Regions from separate parts of the Homo sapiens genome. Here regions 2 and 3 are each linked to region 1. Evidence: read pairs that join two places in POLR2A ChIA-PET (ENCODE). Cell type or tissue: MCF 10A. All regions are shown on one strand.

Region 1 (8,000 bases):
AACCCAAATGTCCATCAATGATAGACTGGATCAAGAAAATGTGGTACATATACACCATGGAATACTATGCAGCCATAAAAAAGGATGAGTTCATGTCCTTTGTAAGGACATGGATGAAGCTGGAAACCATCATTCTGAGTAAACTATCACAAGGACAGAAAACCAAACACTGCATGTTCTCACTTATAGGTGGGAAATGAACAATGAGAACACTTGGACACAGTGTGGGGAACATCACACACTGGGGCCTGTCGTGGGGTGGGGGGAGGGGGGAGGGATAGCATTAGGAGATATACCTAACGTAAATGACAAGTTAACAGGTGCAGCACACCAACATGGCACATGTATACATATGTAACTAACCTGCACGTTGTGCACATGTACCCTAGAACTTAAAGTATAATAAAGTAAAAATAAAAAAATTTTTTGTCTTTCATTTTCAAACTTTAAACTTTTTCAGACTTTCAAACTTTTCACAAAGTTAAAGTTCTAATTTAATCAATTTATTTTTAAATTACAGTAAAACTTACTCTTTATTTTACAGTTTTATGAATATTTTTTAAAATAGAGAATAAACTGTGAATACTGCTGCTACTCACCCAAAATTACATTACAGTCCCATAACAGAAAAGGTCAGTTGTTTAACACAACAGAGTTTGAGAAAGGAGAGAATCCTTATCCTTATCCAATGCATTTAATTGAGGCATTATAAGATGAGATGGAATAAAGTTATAGTAAGAAGGGTCCTCTAGAGGTTGGGTGTGGTGGTTCACACTTGTAATCCCATCACTTTGGGAGGCCAAGGCAGGAGGATTGCTTAAACCTAACAATTCAAGACCAGATCCTATGTCAAAAAGAAAAGAAAAATAAATAAGTAAATAAATAAATAAATAAAAGCCAGTAGAGATTTAGCCATTCATAGGTCTTTTTTTTTAAAAAAAACAAAACCATTTTATCTTATATGAATCTAACTTAACATTGATATACTCCACTAAGACATCACCTTAATGCCTCTTCCACACTTTAGTTGTGCGTATATAATTTTCTTTTCTTTTTTTTTTGGAGACAGGGTCTCACTCAGTCACCTAGGCTGGAGTGCAGTGGTGCAATCTTGGCTCACTGAAGCCTTGAACTCCTAGGCTCAAGCAATCCTCCCACCTCAGCCTCCTGAGTAGCTGGGAATACAGACTACAGGTGTGTGCCACCATGCTCGGCTCTTTAAAAAAATTTTTGGGCCAGGTGCGGTGGCTCACGCCTGTAATCCCAGCACTTTGGGAGGCTGAAGTGGGTGGATCACGAGGTCAGGAGTTCAAGACAAGTCTGACCAACATGGTGAAACCCGGTCTCTACTAAAAATACACACACACACACAAAAAGCCAGGCATGATGGTGGGCGCCTGTAATCCCAGCTACTCAGGAGGCTGAGGCAGGAGAAATGCTTGAACCCAGGAAGCAGAGGTTGCAGTGAGCTGAGATCACGCCACTGCACTCGAGCCTGGGTAACAGAGTGAGGCTCCATCTCAAACAAACAAACAAATAAACAAAAATTTATAAAGACAAAGTCTCACTATGTTGCCCAGGCTGGTCTTGAACTCCTGGGCTCAAGCAATCCTCCTACCTTGGCCTCCCAAAATATTGGAATTACAGGCCTGAGCCACCTTGCCTGGCCTATAATTTTCATATTGAGTTAATTTGTGTTTACATTAATTTTTTTTCAGTTAACATTATTTCATATATACTTCTCCATAACTCTGCCACTAAAAGCAGCTCTGGCTGGACAGGGTGGCTTGCACTTGTAATTCCAGCACTTTGGGAGGCTGAGGTGGGTATATTGTTTGAGCCCAAGAGTTCAAGACCAGCCTGGGCAACATGGTGAAACCATGTCTCTACAAAAATACAAAAATCAGCCAGGTGTGGTGGCCTGCCTCTGTGGTCCCAGCTGCTTGGGAGGCTGAGGCAGGAGTATTGTTTGAGCCAAGGAGGCAGAAGTTGCCGTGAGCCAAGATTGGGCCACTGCCTTTCAGACTGGGTGAAAGAGTGAGATCAGAGTAGTAATGAAGAAAAAGGCTAGGTATGGGAAATAGTACAGAGTAGGGCACCATAGGACTAATTCATAGATTTAAAGGGTGTAAAGGAAAGATGAATTAAATATGACTCCTTGGCTTTTTAGAGAAAATTATTATTAGTGTTTAGATCTAGGTATTTCCCACACCTAGCCTTTTTCTTCATCACTACCCTTGTCTCAAAACAATTTATAAATAAAAATTTTTAAAGGAGTTCTATAACTTGGATTTTAAAATTCTCTATGGGCTTTGGTTTCTTCTGTAAAATGAGGCAGTTGGGCTATTAAATGATTTCTAAAAAATTTCCAGCTCTAATATTCTGTGACAATATCTAGGATTGACAAGGGGAATAATGGAAATATAGCACAAATGACACAGGAGTCTTCTTTGAAGAACAAGGTTACTCCAAAACATGGATGCTGCTTAATGGGCCATAACTTTCCTGTTGTCCATGAGTCAGCATGAAAAATAACTCCAGAGGAGGCTAAGTAGGTCAGATTTATCTAAGAAGACAGCTGTGTAATCCCGTATCCCTCTCCAACCCCATGGCACAGCAGATACATGCTTTTGGCTCTGTGAACAACAGTCAAATAGCATTACCCATTTTGTAAAGTCCACAAGACCACAACTTGAAAAATCAAGCTGGCCTTACAAAGTCTAGAAAAAGCTATAGCAGTATTTACATATGGTCCATAGCAATGTTAGTCTATCTTTTAAGTCATTTCCATTGATGCTGTGATACTCGTTAATGTGGGAAAGACTTTATTAGTAAAAGAGTAAAGTAATTTAAATGTTAGCAAAAAAGTTTTGTATCACAACTTTGAATCTGTTTAACAAAACCGGTTAGGCTGTTAATGTTTGCTTGCTTTCCTTTATACGTATTATACTCATATGAGGACTTAAAATTACATTCTGTAAATAAATAGGCCCATGAGAGAACTTTCATTTAGAAGCAAACTTTGAAGGTGCAGTTACTGCTTAAGTGGGCTGTGCAAATATTCCTGTCACTGGAGGTCCCTTTAACTGCGTGGGGGACCTTCAGAATCCAAGGGGCAAATAGAAACTTGGAGAAGTGAAGAGAAAAAAAGGGCACATTGAGATGGCACTGGAGATCCTTGCTAAATAAAGGAAGATGTTGGCAAGGAATACAGAAAAAAGTATGAAACAGAGACTACTGGAGGTATTCAAGTTGGAAAATGCAAAGTGTCCCTTTTTTTTTTTCACATCAACAACTTACGTTTATGCTAATCTACTTAAATGTTAAGTCTGGCCAAGCAATTAGACTATTTAACCTTGTTTGGAGTTAAATGCAGACAGTGTGTGAGACTGTGTTCACAGTACTGTATTACGTCTTTAGGAAAGAGGATCTAGATTTCATTTTGTCCTTCTCAGGATTGTGTCTGCTATGCAAGCACTGGTTTTCTATAGTCTGGCTTGTAAGGCACAAGGAGCAATTAAACAGAGGATTAAGGTAAACAGGTGTGTCCCATCACTTCCCCTCTTCATACTATATTGTTCATATTCTCTGAATTTCATACAAGCTACAGTGGAAGCAGTAAGTTAACTTTAAAAAATCATAAGATTGCCCATACTTCTAGGTTATGCAAATTGATTTCTGAATAAGCCCTTGTTTGCGACATCGCTGGTAAAGGCAGGATGTTAACTTAAAGAGATGCCAGATTTTGGACTTGTTAGTTATAGGCATCAAAACCTGGAACTAGGAAATGTATTTCCACGTATTACTTCCATTATCCTACTAATGTTAGAAACAGGCAACTAACCACATCCTCGACCCCAACCATATTTCAGGAGAGGCTGGCTGAATTTTGCAATATGATTCCAAAAGGGAGTATTTGCAGGGTCTTTGAAGCTATAAATCCCCTAGGAAGAGTCTTCCCCACCTGTCAGGACCTGGACAGTGTCCACAGAGGGTGCCGGGCGCACTACCGCCACGCGGCGCTGAGGTCTGCCTCTCGGGTTTTGGGAGAGCTCTTTTTATTCTAAATTACAGACTTTGCAGCCACCGGATATCCTCGCTGCATAACTGGCAGTGGCCATGTGGCTGCACTCGCGTTTCCTGACAACCACTGCATTATTTCCACTAATATCCTGTGTCCAAGGCCTCTCGCTTGGCGACTCCTCGTTCCCACCTCCACCGCCACCTCTTCCCTCGAGGGTAATCTCTCGACCGTGGCCCAAGCGCCTCGACAAAGCGGCAACCACCCAAAAGTTCATGAAAATGCACTTGGCAAAAGTGGGCCGCTAGTCCCCGCGGACAGCTCTAAGCGACCCCGTCCCAGCCGAGGAAAGCGCCCGGGCCCCGCAGAGTGCGCGCTGCGGGGCGGGCCCGCGGCCATGTGCTCCGCGCCGGGGCGGGGCACCCGCGGGTTCGCATTGTCCACTTTCCCCCGCACCCCGCCGCGTTCCGTCCCTCCCTATCTGCGGCGCACACGCGCTCAGAGCAAGCGGCGCGCCCGGGTCTGGAGCTGCAGCAGCTGCGGCAGCGGCGGGGGTGGTGCGGCGCGGGGCGGGGCGGGGCGGGGCGGGGCGGGGCGGGGCGGCACGGGGGCGGGCCCGGGGCGAGGCAGCTGGGGCGCCAGCGAGCTAGCGGCGAGCGCGGCGAGCAACGGAGAGGAGCGCGAGCAGCAGCATGGCGGGGCTCCGACGCCCGCAGCCCGGCTGCTACTGCCGCACCGCGGCGGCCGTGAACCTCCTGCTGGGCGTCTTCCAGGTCCTGCTGCCCTGCTGTCGCCCGGGAGGGGCTCAGGGACAAGGTCAGCCTTGCGCCGCTGGGCTCGCTCTGCCTCTCCACCCCGCCCCCGCTCTTTCTTTTAGGGAACTGCTGAAATCTATAAGAGGGCGAGGGGAGGAAAGGGAAAGGGGCAGGAGGAGGAAGGAAAGCTGTTGCGATTCTCCGCTGATAACATTTTCTGACCACAGCGTCCCGTCCCGCGCCTCTCTGCCCCGTACAGCTGGAGAGCGGGGCAGTCGCGGGGCTTGGGGACCGCTAGCCGCTCGCGCCCTGGAGCCTTTGTGCGCGGGCCCCTGCGCCCCGGGCGCAGCCCCCGCTTTGTGTGGCGCGCGCGGGTGCCCCGCAGCGGCCCGGCTTCCTGCAGCTTTGTTCCCCCGAGCCTGGCCGCCCAGGGTCCACACTCCAGATGCTCGGGCTGCGGAGCCCGGAGTGCCTCGTGGGGTGTCTTCACTCCCACTTCGTCCCCCCACCCCCAGCACGAGCACCCCGAGCCTGCCTGCACGCTGTCGCCTTCGCGTCCGAGGGGCCGCCGGCTCACACCCCACCCATTGTATTTTTATCCTTGGCTCGCCCCTGGGATGGCCTCTGTTCCCAGGAGGAAAAAGAGACGTGTTTTGGTGAGGCGGGGGGCACGGAGGGACGGTAGGGGAAACAGGAAGCGTTTCTTTAGCGTGCATTAAAAACGTGGTGTATTTTTTGGTGTTCCTGCAGCGATTGAGCCGTTGCCGAACGTGGTGGAGCTGTGGCAGGCAGAAGAAGGGGAACTCCTGCTGCCCACTCAGGTGAGGACGACCAGGTGACAGGGCGGCTGTGGGTGTACGAGGGAGGAGAGGCGGGGAGGCCCCCGGTCCTCCCCACCCCCTGTCCAAGCGGCACAGGCGTTCGGGCCACTTTGCAAGGCAAATAAACGTTAGGGGCCGAGCCTGAACACCTGGCAACGGTGGCCTTCCCGGCTCCTCCCACGCCATGTGACAGGGCCTGAGGCAGGCCGGCCCCAAGTTCAGAAGGTGGGAACCCAGGCCACCTCAGCAGGGAAGCGGCCAGCGGTCTGTTCGGCCGTGGGTGTCCTGGGTGCACACTGTTCCCTAAGTGAGCTGGTGCTGTGTGGATGGCAAGTGGCTAAGAGGTTGAGGACAACAGGAGTATTGATTTCATAAATGTTAGAGTGGTATTTGCCATTAGCGTTAAGTAGCTTTGGGATGGAGATGTGACTCTCAAGGATTGTCATCTTGGATTTTCTCCAAGTGCCCTTAATTCCTGTTAAAATACACCCACTTAAGAACTTGAATTTCTGGTTTTTTTCTCTGTATGATGATATGATGATTGCGTGTAGAAAAATAATTACTGACGTTTTATTGGGAATCTGTAGCATCATAGAGGGTTTATTGCTGCAACAGATACAGTACTGCAAAGCTTTTAACTTTTACAAGAAATTCCCATTGACTGTGAAGTGTGCACATTTAAATATAATGTTGTTGACTGCCTTTCACCAGTAACGGTAGTGATCCAAAATGCATTTTTTGGGTGGGAGTGGCTTGAATTATAAGGAAATATTTAGCTTGTGTGCAGTACTTTTTAAGATGTTCATTACTTCCCACGGTGGTGGCAGCACTTAATTCTGTGTTGTGTCTTGCGGCTGTTTAGAAAAACAGGATGTCTAGCTATAACTTTACCGGAGAGGCTGTCCAGTTTTACATTTCAGTTTTCTCCCTCCTATGTGAAACATTCAGAGTGCTGGTTTTGAGATATTTAGAATATTCATTTTGATCAGGGCTAATGAATAACAGCTTCAAGGCAGAGAGGTGATTTTAGAGGAGAATTTTCCTGGACCCTCCTTGAAGGCCAGCAGCCTGAATGAGACAGGTCTTTTGAGAAAGGGCCCCATCAGGATGAGGAGCAGATAGTTTTTCCTTCTCCTAAAAATTTATTCCCAAATGGATTTTTTCCCCGATTTTAAATAATATACATGTGTTTTTGAAGGTTTGGAAGATACAGAAATATAAAAAGAACAAAATAGAAATCCGTCGTATTCCTACTGCAAGAACGACATTTAACGCGATGTATTTATTTTAAAAAAATTATGTTTTTGTATATCAGAGTTGTTCAACAGTGGCACTGGTGACATTTTGGGCTACAGAGTTCTTTGTTGTGGGGGCTGTCCTGTGCACTGTGAGATGTTGAGCAGTTAGCATCCCTTGCCTCTACCCACTAGATGCCAGTGGCACTCACTGCTGCTTCCCCCTCTCCCCCACCCCCTCCTGATTTTGACAACTAAAAATGTTTCCAGACATTGCTAGATGTCCCTGGGGAGCAAAACTGCCCTGGTTGAGAAGCACTGGTGTATATCTATGTATATGTATTTGCATTTTTGCTCAATTATAGTTTCTATCTCTTACTGGCTAGTGTTGGAAGCCAACCCAGACTAAAAGGAAAGTAAATTATAGGTGATTGAGTCTAGTAGTATATACTCTCATTTGTTAGAGCGTTAGTTGAAGATTTAGTAGGTGTGCTCAGAGATGGAAATGTCAAGGCCTAAATGATTATTTGATTTATGGGCTCAAAAGTTATTTTATACAATTCTTAATTTCTGGTTTATTTGTATAATACAATTTGTTTTGATAATAGATGTCAGAATTCAGAAGCTGTCTGGGATATTCAGTATAGAGGGATTTATAGCTAAGCTATTTTAATCAAAGCTATAATGAAAGTGAAACTGGTTTTCAAAATAATTTTCTAAATACTTCATCCATATCTCTACGTATACCTTTTAGAAACTATCTTGCCCTGCTTATACCTGGGCCCAAGGGTAAGGGAGACACACACACACACACACACACACACGTGTGTATGTGTGTGTATATATATCTCATAAGCTACAGAGAGTTTTGAAGAAAGTTATTTTAAGTGAATTATTTTCAAAGTATTTTGAATTTTTTCAGCAAAAATTCCCTCATATGTGTCAAACGGAGTCTGTTGAAAAGAGAATATTTATAGGTGTTAATTTAAATTTGAGGGTTTTCTGCTTAATTAACCAGTACATTGGGTTTCTTTCATGCAGGAAGACTGAAAGATGGCTTCAGAGGCTAAGATTTGTCAGTAGTAGATGAAATAGGAACTTTAGAGGATGTGGCATTAAATAAAATACTGGCCAGGCTGGTGGCTCACGTCTGTAATCCCAGCACTTT
Region 2 (8,000 bases), 68 kb before region 1:
CCCAGGCTGGTCTCCAGCTCCTGGGATCATGCGATCTGCCTGCCTTGGCCTCTCAAAGTGCTGGGATTGCAGGCATGAGTCACCGTGCTTGGCCTTCAAGTTCAATTTCTAACTAAATAATAGACCTCAAGTTACTTGGAGTAGGAGTGGGGAACCTAATAAATGGAGACTATGTGGAAAAGATTAAAGGCATGCTATTCGTTTTATCTATCTGCATGGAATAAAAAGAAAATGTTTTTTAAACTCTTTTTTTTTTTCAATGTACCCTAATGATTCATGGTCCTTGGTTTTCTTCAAATTGGAGAAATTAGTTCCCAGTATAGTGTTTGACTTTGTTTTCTTTTTTTTTTTTTTTTTTTTTTTTGAGATGGGGTCTTGCTCTGTCGCCAGGCTGGAGTGCAGAGGCGCAATCTCAGCTCACTGCAACCTCAGCCTCTCGAGTAGCGGGGACTACAGGTGTGCGCCACCACACCCAGCTCATTTTTGTATTTTTAGTAGAGATAAGGTTTCACCGTGTTGGCCAGGATGGTCTCCATCTCTTGACCTTGTGATCTGCCTGCCTCGGCCTGGGGCGAGTGCTGGGGCGTGAGCCACTGCACCTGGTGGACTTTGTTTTCATCAACTACTACATGTCAGTTTATCTTAGCAAGCTGTTTTATTTGTTTTTGATTCTCTAGTTGTCTGAGGGAAGTCAAAAGCATGCAAGCCTACAGAAAAGCATTGAGAAAGCTAAAATTGGCCGATGTGAAACGGTAAGTTTGTGTCTATAGATTATTTTAATAATGGCAATTCTAAATATTAGAGTAAGCGACACAGAGCTTCCTGTGAGGAGGATGCATTTCTACCAGAAGAGAAGGGGATCATAGCCAAGGATAGGAACGTTTGACCTGGTAGGATTCACCAATTGTGAGTCTAGATTTTATTATTATTATATATGGCAGCATAGCATAGAAGCATAAACCCTAGAGCCAGACTGCCTGGATTTGAAAGTCTCCTAAATTCTGTTTTCACTTCTCTCTGCTGCAAAATGGGGAATAACAAAATCTGTTATACTTCATTGCGTTATTGTGTGGATTAAACTAGTTAATATTTGCAAAGCACCTAGAAGAGGACCTGGTACATGGTAAGCCCTATATAAATGTTTATGTAAATTTTTAAGACTCTTTTAAAAAAAATTTTTGCATAGAACAAACTGAAAACTATCAACATAGTATCTTTGGCCTTGTAATATTTTAAAATATTAAAAATAAATATTGACCTACTATTTTATTTTTTAAAGTACAATATTTTTCTAAGTATTAGGTTAGAGATTTTAAAAGTCATTTCACTTTCTATTTTCATCATTATCTAAACTATAGATTTATGACTTTAAAAAATATTGAAGATCAACATGAACCACTAAGCATTTCATCCGGGTCTCTATTTGTATCACTTGATTGGGAAAGAAAGCAACTGGAAAACTTGTCACATAGTAGAAAGGGATATAGCAAAGCTTTACAGTGGCTTTATGCTTTCAAAGTTATTTCACATATATTCTTTTATGTGAATCATCAGCACAGTCACAGATAGGAATTGGAGAATAGTCATTTCTGAAGAATATTCAAGGAAAAGTAAACTCTGGGCATAACCTGAAGCTGTTCTATTTCCTCTTCAGTTGACAGTAGCAACTACTACTTCTTTATTTGTTCCTTTTGTTTGTTTTTTTTAAACACTGGCAATAACTTGTAGAACCACCTTCAACTAATGGTGACATATGCTTGCCCAGAAGTTGTCAGCCAGTCTACTGTTAATCCACTGGAACAAGTGCATCTTGCGGGGAAAAACCCACTAGCAAACATAGTTGCCGCCTGCAGATATCAGAAGAGTTTAGTGGTTCAGAAACGTTCCTAAGAAAGATGAAGTCTTGTGCTCATCCTGATCTTACCAGCCAGGACTTTTCAGAGCTACCTAGCCCCTATCTGCTAATTATTCTTGATGATGGTGGTGATCCTGCTGCTGGTAAAGAAGAAAAATAGCTAACGTGTATTCTCCTTACTCTGAGCCAGGCAACTGCTGTTCTAAATGGATTTTGTATATTTATTGAATCCTACCAGCAGTCTATGGCGGTGGCTACCGTTACTGTCTCCATTTTGCTTTCAAGGAACTGGAGGCACAAAGAGGCTAAATACTTTGGCAAAGATCTCAGTGATAGTGATTGTCTAAGATTGTTTCAATGCATGATACCTGGAGAACTATTATTATATTCACATTGGATGTTCACCACTCTGCTTCTCCTGTCTTTTTTTCTCCTCTTGATTTTGTTTTGTTTTTTGGTTTGTTTTTTAGAGATGGAATATCTCTGTATTGCCCAGGCTGCCCTTGAACTCCTGGGCTCAAGTGATCCCCCTGCCTCAACCTCCTGAGTAGCTGGTACTACAGGCAGGCACCACCACACTTGGTGACAGTGTTCCTTTTGAAGCATTTTTATTTGGGTATTGATGGCAAATAATGACCATCTTCTTATAGTTATTTTAAAATCTCTCCTGAGCTGTGCTAATACGATATACACTAACCATGTGTGGCTATTTATATTTAAATAAAAATTAGCTACAATTAAATTTAGTTTCTCGGTCCCAGTGGCCACATTGCATATATTGAGTAGCCACATGTGGCTAGTAGGTCTTGCAGTGAAGAGTGCAGATCTAGAAAGTTTTCCTCACTGCTGAGATTCTGCTGGGCCGTGCTGCTTCTGAGCGTGCTGCTCTGTATATGAGTCTCTTGTACAAATGCTAGCAAAGGAACTCTCTTCACTTTGGAACCAAAAGGAACAGCTAAAAGCAAAGTAGAAAAATACAAATAAAAAATACAAGGTAGCTGGCAACCTTACGAGTCGTGTTAGGCAGTTTGAACTTTACTTGATTTTGCCTCGGATTTATCCTATGATTCTGTACTATAATCTTTGCCAACATTTGGTTTTTGTTTGGGCTTACTTTTCAGGTTTCAGAAATACAAATTGAATATGTATAGCACTATGACTTCTACCTGCTAGTGAGAAATATGGCTAGACATTTCAAATGGTTTTTATTGGATCATATTGTATTTTGAAGCTTTATTCTGGTTTACCTTTAAAGAATAGGTGGTGGGAGGCCTCAAACTACAATTGTATTATTTCTTTAAATGTATATAAAATATAAAGGATATATTAAAATATTCTTAAAAATTGAAAAATTGTCTAGAACACTTTTAAAGATAATTGTATAATGATCGATGTCTTAAAATGTTACTTACACATATAGACATAATCTTGTGAAACTACTCAAAAAGTAGTATAATTTTTTTCTGTAACATACAACGACATGGTCATCTTAGAGTTCTAACATGAACCTCCCACCTATTTATGAGCATTCCATTCTACATATTAACTCCCATTTAGTTATTCAATATATATAAAAGATACTTGAGATTTCAGGAAAGATGAGAATTGAGCTTATTCTTATACTGTGAATATCTGTGTGTGTATACTTATATATATAATGTCAAAAGTCTAATGCACATCATTTATAAGAAATAAAATGAAATTGTTATAAAATGTATTACCTTACAACATATAGAATTTTGTTTGTCTTAATTGAACATAAAACTATCTGGAATGCAGGAAGAGCGAACCAGGCTAGCAAAAGAGCTTTCTTCACTTCGAGACCAAAGGGAACAGCTAAAGGCAGAAGTAGAAAAATACAAAGACTGTGATCCGCAAGTTGTGGAAGAAATACGTAAGTTTGTGTCATACCTTAGGGATCTTTAACTTTGATAATGAAGAAGACTTTATTTTTCTAGTTGCCTGCTAACTATTCTCCATGTATATGAGAAAATAAAACTAGTTAAGGTAGTATTCTGTTTGTAGTACTCTAATTTTGTATTTGTAACATAGTAGGAAAATATTGCTTTAGTATTGCCATTAAAAAGTCTTAATGTGCCGGGCACGTTGGCTTATGCCTGTAATTCCAGCACTTTGGGAGGCTGAGGTGGGTGGATTGCTTGAGCTCAGGAGTTCAAGACCAGCCTGGCCAACATGGTGAAATCCCATCTCTACAAAAAAAAAACACAAAATTAGCCAAGCATGGTGACAGATGCCAGTAGTCCCAGCTACTCAGGAGGCTGGGGTGGGAGAATCCCTCAAGCCCAGGAGGTTGAAGCTGCAGTGTGCTATACGTGCCATTGCACTCCAGCTAGGGTGACACAGTAGAACTCTGTCTCAAAAAAAAAGAGAGAAGTCTTAATGTTAGAGCATTGAACAGCGACAATTTTGAAATTATAAGCATTTTAAAATTAAGGAAGAAGTGTGGGATAGAAGGATAAAGACATAAAATATAAGGTTAGAGAACTGAGGAGTTAGTAAAAGAGCTAATTTGGCCTCAAGAACTTTGATTCTGTAAAGAAATCCATCATTATCTTCTAGGAAAAATGATACCATAAGTAGAAGAGTTTGCAAGTTGCAGAAAATCAGTCTGTACATTGAGTTGCCTTTTAAATATACCAGTCATTTTTTTTTCCTTGTTTTAGACCAGAGTCCCCAGAGCCTTGTTTTGAATAATGTTTATATTTTTTTAAAGATAGAAATGTGAATATTTAAGGAGATAAAAGAGTGTATTATAAAGGCATAGCATTTAATTGTTTGGGAAAATATTTATAACTTTTTAAATAATTTTCTGTCTTAGCCTGTCTTTTATTTAGGAAACTTTACCAAGTGAAACTCATAGAAAAACTGATATTATAGTGTGTGATAGAAGGCTTTGAAAGAAATGGAAAATATTTGGTATGTTAAAATTAACCTGAGGATAGTTTGATTGCAACTAAGCTGGCCTAGTCCTTGGCAGTGGTCTTTACAATTAAAGAATTGTAAGCAGTTCAGTTAGTGTAAATCTAAAGTTAAACTTCATTTAAGAGACAGGTCGCTGCTTTGCGCAACTCCAGGAGGCACCATTCACATATATGGAGTACATAGCCTAGGTGGTGATATGTAGTGCCACTGGTTCAGCTGATTACCCAGGGTGATTTTCAAAGAGAGGTGGAGGCAGAAGAACTCCCTGAGCCAGTCATTGTCTGTAAATTAAGTATTTGGGGAGAATGTCAGCTCTTTTATGCTGACCACAGATTTATTTGTCATCATCCTGCAGAAGAAAGTGCTAATCAAATCTACACCTACAAAAATAAATACCTTAATCTGTTGGAAAGTTTTAACTAATACCAGGTGATCCTCAGTGAGCACAAGCACATCACAACAGGAGAGTACCTCACAGGTAGAAGGTTACTGTTAGGAAGCTAGGCCTGCGTATGATTCATCTTCAAAAGGAAACAGACTGCTTGTTCAGGAGGACTTAGAACATTGTGTACCTTATCTAGAGCACCTTCTCATTCTCTTGCAAGAGAACTTCAAGCACAGTTTTCTTAACTAGGTTGAATACTTTCAGGTGATTTATTTTCAGGATAGCATGACTGTGCCCTCTAGCAGTTCATCATGAAAAATCTGAGTTTCACGATAACCAAATCGGACCCTTCATTTACTCTTACTTGCCTTTTTTCCTGATTTCAGTTTTGTGTGATTCTTGTACTTTTTCCTTGGTGTGCTACCTCTTTGCTTACCTGTTTCATTCTCTTATATGTCTAGGACCTACAACTCTTAGGTATATCCAAAAAGACGTAAGCTTTTCCACTCCATGGTCCCTATTGTACTGCCACAGCTATTTCCATGGGCAGGTGACCCTCACTGACATCACCTCCAATTGACTCCCCAGTCCTTTTCTTAATTTTGATATATTCTGCCCACTCAGGAATGAATAAAACTCTTATTTAGGCTTACTAAACTACTGTAACCTACACTGATAGTGACCCTGAGCCAGTGGATCACATTAAGGTTCAGGAAATTAACAGGGATAGGGAATTGTGCCAGACCAATTCATGAAGTGGGGAAAACTTGTATTTTAGGCATGTAATTTAAGATGTTGCCATTCCTTGTAGGTCTGATTCGAGTAGCACTTTTGGCAAACACATCACCTCTTAGGTAATAAAACTTCAGAAAAGAAGTTCAGGGTATACAAAGGACGGTGAACTTTCTGGAGGGTGGAATAACACAGTTGAGGAGGCGGCAACTGAAATTTTAAACTGGTTGCCTGCATTCTGCTGTCTATCTTAACCCTTAAATTTATAACTTTGGTAATTTATTTCCCAACCCAAGGAAAACATGCCATTGTGAATGAGTATTATGAGTATTACAGTATATGAGGTCTCACTGAGAGAACAAACCTGAAATTTTCTGTTTTTTCAGTGAGATTTTTTTTTTTTTTTTTTTTTTTTTTTTGGAGACAGGGCCTTGCTCTGTCTCCCAGACTGAAGTGCAGTGCATGATCAGGGATCACGGTAGCCTCAACCCCCGCAAGCTCAAGTCATTCCCCCACCTCAGCTTCCCAAATAGCTGGGACTACAGGCACATGTCACTACACCCAGCTAGTTTACTTTTACTTTTATTTTTTATAGAGATGGTGTCTCGCTATATTGCCCAGCTGGTCTCGAACTCCTGGCCTCAAGCAGTTCTCTCCCCTTGGCCTCCCAAAGTTCTGGGATTACAGGTGTGATTCACCATGTTTGGCCTTTATCATTTTTCATCACCATCAGACTAGGTTATCTTTTAATAGTTATTTATGCAACCATGTAAAGATGGATCCTGGAGAACTTGTAATGGAGTCTATTAGAGATATATTAATTTTTTACTTGGGAATGAGAGAGTAAGAATCCTTCCTTCCTGGCTTTGTGCATTTTAAAAAATTTATTAAAGATTATCATCTTTTTTGCAGGCACAGTGGCTCATGCCTGTAATCCCAGCACTTTGGGAGGCCAAGGCAGGAAGATAGCTTTAGGCTAGGAGTTTGAGATTAGCCTGGGCAAGAGAGTGAGACCCTATCTCTACAAACAATTTAAAATTAGCTGGTCATGCTGGCATGCGCTTTATTCAAGTTTTCTTCCTCCAGTTTTATTACCTTTCTACTTGAGAGGCTGAGATGGGAGGATTCCTTGCACCCAGTAGTTCAAGGCTGTAGTGAGCTATGGTCGTGCCACTATACTCCAGCCTGGGCAACCGAGTGAGACCCTGTTTCTTGAAAAAGGATTAACATCTAGCAAGATAAAATTCATTATGTCTGGCATACAAGCAAAGACTACCAGGCCTGGAGAGAAGTGGGAAAACATTATCTATAATGAGCAGAATACTCCATCAGTCAAAATTGACCCAGAAATTAGGATCAGAAGACCAGAACATTTAAAAAGTTATTATAACTGTATTCCATATGTTCAAAAAGTTAAGTGGAAATAGAGAAGATATAAAAAAGACCCAGGTCAAACTTTTGAACATGAAAACTACAATGTCTGACATGAAAAATACACTATGGTAAATTACCAGCAGATTAAATTTTGCAGAAGAAAGAATTGATGTTAGTTGAAGATATAGCAATAGAAATATCCAAAATGAAACACAGAAAATAAAGAATTTAAAAAATATGAAAATGGGGCCAGGCGCAGTGGCTCACGCCTGTAATTCCAGCACTTTGGGAGGCCAAGGTGAGTGGATCACTTGAGCCCAGGAGTTCGAGACCAGCCTGGACAGCATATGGAGTCCTTGACTCCCATATAAATAAAATAAAAATTTTAAAAATATGAAAATGGCATCTGAGCCTTAAGACAACTTCAAGGGACCTAATATATGTGTAATTACAGTCCCAAATGGAGTATGTTTTGGTGGGAGGAGAGGTTGCTGAGCCAGAAAAATATCTAAAGAAATAAAAGCTAAAGTTTTTCAAATTTGATGAAAAGTATAAACCCACAAATCCAAGAAATTTAAATATTTAAGTAGTAGATGCCAGTGATCCCCTTATCACTAACTTTAGAGAACTTCTTAAGACTTTAACCTCTACTCACCCCAAATCTCCATTCCTCAATGAAATTATTGTTTTTAAAGTGCACTTTTTGATAGG
Region 3 (8,000 bases), 110 kb after region 1:
TTTTCTGTTTGTTGCGTTGCATAATCTTACATAAGAGATACTCTCCTGTCAGCCCAGTATCCCAGTCAGGCCCAGGCTCGGTTTATCTTGTCCTGCCTGGTTCTCCTTTAATGGTTTCCTCTTTGCTGTGCCTTCTTTTGATTGAGTCCTAAATGCCATAAACTTCTCAAGCATATTCCCTCAGGGCACAAGCAGTAATTGTATCTCCATTGAAAAATGCACTGAGCATTCCACACTCACCTTCCTGGTTTCCTTTCACCTGTCCAGGTTTGTGTAAGGCTTGGTGTAGCCGCCTCAGTCTTTGATGGTAGAGCTCCTTAATTGTTTACTATGGGGGATTTAAGTGTATTTCTTCACAGTTCCTAGAACTCAATCATGGTTTCTTAATTATTTTTATTTTTACTTTTGTTTTAAGACAGGGTCTTGCTCTGTTGCCCAAGCTAGAATGCAGTGGTGCAGTTACAGTTATTACAACCTTGGCCTCCCGAGCTCAGGTGATCCTCCCTCCTCAGCCTCCTGAGTAGCTGGGACTACAGGCATGTACCACCATGCCCAGCTAAGTTTTATATTTTTTTGTGGAGACAGGGTTTCACCATGTTGCCCAGGCTGGTTTCAAACTCCTGAGCTCAAGTGATCCACCTGCCTCGGTCTACCAAAGTGCTAGGATGACAGGTGTGAGCCACCATGACTGGCCTATTTTTTGAGGAACAATTCCAGTCTGCTGAGATCTTGCCTGTCTTCCTTTATTAGAGTCTTTTAAAAGCTCCATTTAGCACAGATATATTTCATTTTGAATACCTGCACAATGAGATCTCAAAGTATCTCCACTTCTCTTTTTATATCTGTTTAACCTGACTTTCTAGATGTTGTTTTCTTTTTTTTTTCCTTTTTAGTTGGCATGTAATAATTGTACTTAGGTATGGGATAGAGAGTGCTGTTTTGATACTGTATACAATGTGTAACGATCCACTCAGGGTAATTAGCGTATTATCACCTCAGACATTTATCATTTCATTATGTTGTGAACATTCAAAATCCTCCCTTCTGGCTTTATTGTAGTCAACTGCAGTCACCCTGTAGTGCTGTAGAACACCAGAACTCATTCTGTCTGTCTAGCTGTAACTTTGTGTTGGTTACCCAGCAAGGTTTGGTTATTTCTTTTTTGTTTTGTTTTGTTTTTTGAGACAGAGTTTCGCTCTTGTTGCCCAGGCTGGTGTGCAGTGGCGTGATCTCGGCTCACTGCAACCTCTGCCTCCCGGGTTCAAGTGATTCCCTTGCCTCAGCCTCCCAAGTAGCTGGGATTACAGGTGCCCATGACCACGCCCAGCTAATTTTTGTAATTTTAGTAGAGATGGGGTTTCACCATGTTGGTCAGGCTGGTCTTGAACTCCTGAACTCAGGTAATCCACCTGCCTCAGCCTCCCAAAGTGCTGGTATTTCAGGCATGAGCCACCGCACCCGGCCCAGTTTGGTTATTTTAAACCATTTCAGCTGTGTCTAGCTCTTGCCTTCCCCTTTCCCTATATATATGGGGTAAAATATACTTAACACAAAATTTACCATTTTCACCATTTGTATGCGTACAGTTCACTGGCAGTAAGTACATTCACAGTGTTGTACAGTCATCACCTCCATCCATCTCCAGGACCCTTTCATCACCCCAAGGGGAAACTCCATACCCATTAAACACCTTCCCTCAGCCACCATTATTCTCCCTGGCAACCACTATTCTACTTTCTGTCTCTATGAATTGGACTATTCTAGGTCCCTCATAGAAGTGGGATTATACAGTATTTGTCCCTTTGTGTTTGGTTTATTTCATTTTGCATAATGTCTTCAAGGTTCTCCCATGTTATATAGCATGTATCAGAATTTTATTCCTTTTTAAGGCTGAATAATTTTCTGTTGCACATATATATCATGTTTTGTTTATCCACCTTGTGGCATTTATGAGTAGTCTTGCCATGAAGATGGGTGTATAAGTATCTGAGTCCCTGCTGTCACTTTTGAGTGTATGCCTAGAAATGGAATTGGTAATTCTGTTCAAGTTTTTTGAGGAACCACCACAGCGTCCTTTCTTTTATAGCCTAATTCTCGCCACAGCGATGCCTGCTTAAGTATAAGCTGTGCCCATGCTACTCAAGGTCAAGCGACGGCAGCCTGCATCACAAAGCTTAAACTTTTGCCGAGCCTGGATCTTGTTTCAGGGCCTGTGCCAGACATGCAGGGCCTACTTGTCATTTGTTTGAGGCCCAGCATCATCCAATTGTATAAAAATAGTTACTTGCCTTTGGACAGAGCCAACATACGCTGCCTGACCTATCAAGGTGAAAATCCCACATGGCTCTGCTGAAGCTGCCAGCCCAGGTTGTAATAGTTAAAAGCTAGTTATCCAGGTGTAAAAACCAAGGTGTTGCCCAACACAGATGACTTCCACTTGGCCAAACCAAAAGTTTAGATAGTACAGGGGTTATCTTAGTCTCCCAATTGTTTTTTGTCTGTCTTTCAGGGTTTCTGGCACATTTCAGGGAGTGGGAGGTAGTGTCCAGTAAATGACACTTCTTTTTTTCTTGAGTTCTGTTCCAATCATGAAATAAAAAGAACTTGAAGTGTTTTAGGGGAAAAAAAATCTCTTAGAAACCAAAGGAGTGTGGTAAAGAGTTATCTTCTAAAAGCTTTAATGTGGGAAAAATGCTTCCCCCAAGCATCTAAATTATTTGTTGTGGAATTTTATTAAATAAATGCATTAATTGTGAATGAGCAAATCAATATAATCTCCCCTTTGAGGCCTACTGTGTACCCAGTGGTTTGCATATGTATCTCATTTAGCACCCATCATATTGCTGTGAATTCAATAACTTGATTTCATAGAAGAGGAAGCTGAGTCTTAGAGTGGGTGGGGAATGTCCCCAGGCTTTTATGGCTGGGGTTTGATCTCAAATCTGTGTTGGCTAAGCACTTGGCCACACTGCCTTTTCTAAAATGATGTGGATAAGGAAAAATGCTATCCATATGCAGTAGCCTCTTTTTTCCTCAAAGCAAACTAATTTCAGCCACTTCCTAGGTTTTTGCAAATGTTTGCATGAGTGGGTCTGGCAGTATAGTTAGATTTTGTTTTAGTGGTTAATATCTGAGGAATAAAAGGGTAGTGGTGGTGGTGGTGGGGGTTGAAACACAATTGCTATTTAATATCAGGGAAAAATAGCTGTACAGTACTTATTAATAACTCAGCTGAGCCTGCTGTTATGCAGGAAACACTAAATTAGGAGTGTGGTTATAGAATCTGAGTGTTATGTGGAAGGCACCCAAGATAGCTCTCATTTTATACAAGATCATTTGCCATGTGCATAATACTGTGTGTGGGGGCCACCTGCTGGAGCAGTCAGATGGCTTATACAGAATCAGTGTTCCAGATGCATATGTTGGCATAAGAGATTTACTTTTTCTTGTCTTTTTGAGATGGACTCTGTTACCCAGGCTGGAGTGCAATGGTGCAGTTGCAGCTCCGCCTCCCGGGTTCAAGCAATTCCCCAGCTTCAGCCTCCCGAGAAGCTGAGATTACAGGCGTGTGCCACCATGCCCAGCAAATTTTTGTATTTTTACTAGAGACAGGGTTTCACCATGTTGGACAGGCTGGTCTCAAATTCTTGACCTCGAGTGATCCGCCCTCCTTGGCCTCCCAAAGTGCCGAGATTACAGGTGTGAGCCACTGCGCCCGGCCGAGATTTACTTTTATAATGACTTCTAATATTTAGCATTCAAAATTGTGAAAGGGGAGAAAGATGTCTGAGAAATACAGAATCTAAGATTGGGATTTGTCTAAGTAATTCTTTCATATTTCATAAGTTGTAGTCCTTAAATAAAAAGGTTTCATGTGGTTATTACCAGGAACATCAAGCCTCTTGTTCATTCTGTCTGGATTAATATAGATTCTCAAATATATTTATTTATTAGGCTGTGCTTTACTCTTGTTGATAAGACATCAGAATGACTTAATACTTTAAGTCTGTTATTTCCTTTCCTGTTTAATTGCACACAGTCCCCCCAAATCACACCCTTCTTGTGGCCCAGGGCACCAGCAATTCCTTAGCAAGTGAAGGGAGATGATTCCTTTCTCTCTAGTATCCAGTTCCCTAAATTCATACTTCTTCACCACAAAACTGTGGAAATACATGACATACAAAAGGAGTTTTAACATTTCTATTTTCTTGACCTTTGCATTTTATCTTGGTATGGTTTTCTAATATATATCCCTGTGTTGATGGATTTTTAGGCCTTTAGGTACCTAGGAGAAACAGATTTGATCTATTTTAATTTGTTAAAAAAGTACTGACTGCAGTTGAAAAACCTGATTTTTTTTTCTGTTTTTCTACTACCTAGCCCCAAGATCTTTGATAAGTCTCTTAACCCCTCCAAGCCACAATTTCCCCCATCTTCTAAAAGGGGATAATACTTTATATGAAATAATATGAAATATATAAACTATATTAATACTTTCAATGAAGACTACTTAAGAAAAAGTTGTTTATAGAGTTACTTTTTCTTTTTTCTATAAAATATCTGATCTGATTTGTTAAAGGAGTATGGGAGGTTTCAAAACTAGAGAATTACGTTTTTATTTGTTTTTCCTGTCTAATCAGCCCAGGCTCACTCTGGATGAGGGCGTGTCCTGTTGTCACACAGTGTGCTCAGTTGGGGACAGTTGGGGAACTTGTAACCCTAGTATGTGGTTGCCCCCTGGCTAACATTTTGGTTAGAGTTTCTTTTTTATCAAGTTAATATTGCTATTGTTTTGTTCTTTTTTTTTTTTTGAGATGAAGTCTCACGCTGTTGCCCAGGTTGGAGTGCAGTGGCCCGATCTCGGCTCACTGCAAGCTCTGCCTCCCAGGTTCACGCCATTCTCCTGCCTCAGCCTCCCGAGTAGCTGGGACTACAGGCGCCCGCCACCATGCCCGGCTGATTTTTTGTATTTTTTAGTAGAGACAGGGTTTCACCATGTTAGCCAGGATGGTCTTGATCTCCTGACCTCGTGATCTGCCTGCCTCGGCCTCCCAGAGTGCTGGGATTACAGGCGTTGGCCACCGCGCCCGGCCCAATTGTTTTGTTCTTTTGAGAAAGATATGGACTTGAAACTTTTTCTTTTAGAAAAATTAGCATACTTCTGAAGGGCAGTTTGGAGGTGCTAGAACTCCCCCTTGTGGGATTCTGAAATATGTCCTACAACAAAAGAAACAAAATAGTGATTTTTAAAATGCCTCTCGCTAATAGAAGAATCTTAATTAAAATGGCAAGTTATAAATATATCCGTCCAGAGATTTACTAAGAATGACAAAATATTAGGCTTTAAATCATAGCAAATTACTCTGCGAAATAGGGTTGTTAATTGTGTCAAAAACTGTTAATATGAGTGTGAACTTTTAACATCTTTTCATTTGAAGAAATATTGTAGGGTAGAGAATTGCCTTGTCAGGTTAAGACCTTAACATAGTTAAATTGTTGTAGATTTCTTAAAAAAAAAAAAAAAACTTATAAATGTGTACTTTAAAAGTGTGTTAATATGATTTTTTTCTTTAAACATTTTTTGAAAGTTTCAGATCAGAAATACACACTGTTAGGTTTTTATTCTTTTATTTTGTAGGCACCGTTTACTATTTTCTGTTTCTTGCCCTTTTCAAGCTTCTCTTGCCCTTTTCAAGCTGATTCCCTAGCATCTGTGGCTGTATGCCCACCTCTATCCACTCATCAGCTGTTTATTGAGTGCTGATGAAGTGATAGGCATTGTGCATTCGAAGCACGAGATGCTTAGAATCTCCTGGCGTAGGTAGACCTTGACCATGTTGTTGTGAGAAGTGTTACAAAAGGTCAGGTAGAAGTTGCTGTGGTGTCTGAGAGGGTATTTAAGCCAGGACATGAAGCATAAATCAGATTTAGCTAGGTGGAGAGGTGGGTGGGTTGGAGGAGTGGGTGCAAGGCAAAGGGACAGAAAATTCAAAGGTGTTGAGGCAAGCAGAGCAGAAACGAGACCAGTGAGGTTGGAGCATGCGCAGGGAGGTCGAGACTAGGCAGGTGCCGGAGTTTTATAGCGACAGCAGAGGATTTGGGACTTTTGCCAAGTGAGAAGTCTTTGAAGAGTTTTAAGCAAATAGTGGCATGACCAGATTTGTATATGGGTAAATTCACTCTTGGTGCAGTGTGGAGAATGGAGTGGAAAGGGCAGAGGTGGATGCAGGGAGACTAAGAGGAAGTTACTGCACCATCATTTTTTTGTGTAGTTTTGTGGTGTTAGAGTATTTATTTTGACTTTGTAGGCTGTACAGTCTCTGTTGCAAGTACTCAACTCTGCTATCATAGCACGAAGGCAATAGTAGACAGTCCATAAAGGAACGGGCATGGCTGTGTTCCAATAAAACTTTGCTGACAAAAATAAGCAGCAAACTGGATTTAACCTGTGGGCATAGTTTGCTAACCCCTGATATCTGGGGTATTTATTAAGAAAGAGGAGAAGTGAGTGGGTTTAAGGGCTCATGAAGGAGGTACAATCAGTATGACTTGGTTATGGATTTGTTTGAGGAGAGTATGAGAAGCTGAAGTGAAAGGGGTTTTCAGGTTTCTGGCTTAAACAACTGGATAAATAATGATAGGGTTGATGAATAATGGTGCTAAGATGAGGCACACAGCAAAGGTGGCCAGGTTGGGGTGTGTGAAGATTCAGGTGGATGCCCAGTCACTGGTTGGACATATAGGTATGGAGAGGACTAAGCTAGGGGAATCGATGTGGGAGGGTTCAGCATGCCAACAAGCTCCCCTGGGAGAGAGTGAAGAGGGCATAGGCAGCATCCAGCATAACTCAGTGTCTGATGGTTAAAGGAGCAACAGCTGGCAGAGGAACCAGAGAGAAAGAAAAACCGAGAGGGACAAGTGGTTCAGGCTGTAACAGGACAGGGGGCTGGTGGCAGCAGGGAGAGTGGTGAACAAAAGGAGAAGTTTCTGTTGGATTTGGCCGTGTGAGGATCATTTGTAACCTTAGTTAAAGCAGTTTCAGAGCTGGGCATGGTAGTGCACGCTTGTAGTCCCAGCTACTCAGGAGGCTGAGGTGGGAGGATCGCTTGAGGCCAGGAGTTTGAGGCTGCATTGCGCTATGATTGTGCCTGTGAATTGCCACTGTGCTTCAGCCTGGGCAGTATAACAAGTATTTTATTTTTTTTTGAGACGGAGTTTCACTCTTGTCACCCAGGCTGGAGTGCAATGGCATGATCTCAGCTCACTGAAACCTCCACCTCCTGGGTTCAAGTGATTCTCCTGCCTCAGCCTCCCAAGTAGCTGGGACTACAGGTGTGCGCCACTATGCCCAGCTAGTTTTTTTTTTTTTTTTTTGACGGAGTCTCGTTCTGTCGCCCAGGCTGGAGTGCAGTGGCGCGATCTCGGCACACTGCAAGCTCTGCCTCTCAGGTTCACGCCATTCTCCTGCCTCAGCCTCCCGAGTAGCTGGGACTACAGGCACCCGCCACCACACCCAGCTAATTTTTTGTATTTTTAGTAGAGACGGGGTTTCACCATGTTATCCAGGATGGTCTTGATCTCCTGACCCCGTGATCCACCCGCCTCGGCCTCCCAAAGTGCTGAGATTACAGGCGTGAGCCACAATGCCTGGCCATTTTTTTTTGTATTTTTAGTAGAGACGGGGTTTCACCATTTTGGCCAGGCTAGTCTCCAACTGCTGACCTCAGATGATCCACCCACCTCGGCCTCCCAAAGTGCTGGGATTACAGGCATGAGCCACTGCACCCAGCCTAACAAGTCTCTTTTAATTTTAAAGATAAATTTTAAAAATTAAAAATCAGTTTCAGAAAGTGGGCTTTTTCTGTTTGATGTTGGGATTTGTTCATAGACAAATTTAAAAATCTAGTTCTTCAGGCTGGTGTATTGGTGCACACCTGTAATCCTAGCACTTTGGGAGGCTGAGGTGGGTGGATTGCTTGAGCCCAGGAGTTCAAAACCAG

What was found. ChIA-PET counts read pairs that join two places held together with the same protein. Peaks named below come from ENCODE experiments on the same cell type or tissue, not always from the same donor. Only the 100,000 strongest peaks of a DNase experiment are listed, where the experiment ranks them.
Region 2: POLR2A ChIA-PET joins it to region 1 with 20 read pairs; 6 of 35 experiments call an interaction of 5 or more read pairs at or near these places.
Region 3: POLR2A ChIA-PET joins it to region 1 with 34 read pairs; 21 of 35 experiments call an interaction of 5 or more read pairs at or near these places.

What each region holds. Positions count from the first base shown.
Region 1 is chr4:153,461,685-153,469,684 of GRCh38, forward strand. It overlaps TMEM131L (transmembrane 131 like), which reads left to right and starts at 4,676. Exons shown (of 35, transcript NM_001131007.2): 1 at 4,676-4,837; 2 at 5,527-5,597. The coding sequence starts at 4,714. RefSeq lists enhancers at 4,137-4,316, 5,687-6,352, 5,847-5,936, 6,307-6,366, 7,618-8,000 and silencers at 4,357-4,506, 4,547-4,646, 5,017-5,376. In MCF 10A, a CTCF peak has its summit at 4,184; DNase peaks (open chromatin) are centred at 4,707 and 5,777.
Region 2 is chr4:153,393,585-153,401,584 of GRCh38, forward strand. MND1 (meiotic nuclear divisions 1) reads left to right here. Exons shown (of 8, transcript NM_032117.4): 5 at 678-752; 6 at 3,635-3,749. Among named protein-coding and RNA genes, the nearest start is that of MND1, 53 kb to the left of the region's middle. In MCF 10A, no CTCF peak of the experiment used is centred here; no DNase peak of the experiment used is centred here.
Region 3 is chr4:153,571,167-153,579,166 of GRCh38, forward strand. The region is part of intron 7 of TMEM131L (transmembrane 131 like); the gene reads left to right. Among named protein-coding and RNA genes, the nearest start is that of TMEM131L, 110 kb to the left of the region's middle. In MCF 10A, CTCF peaks have their summits at 3,381 (motif pointing left) and 5,204 (motif pointing left); a DNase peak (open chromatin) is centred at 3,365.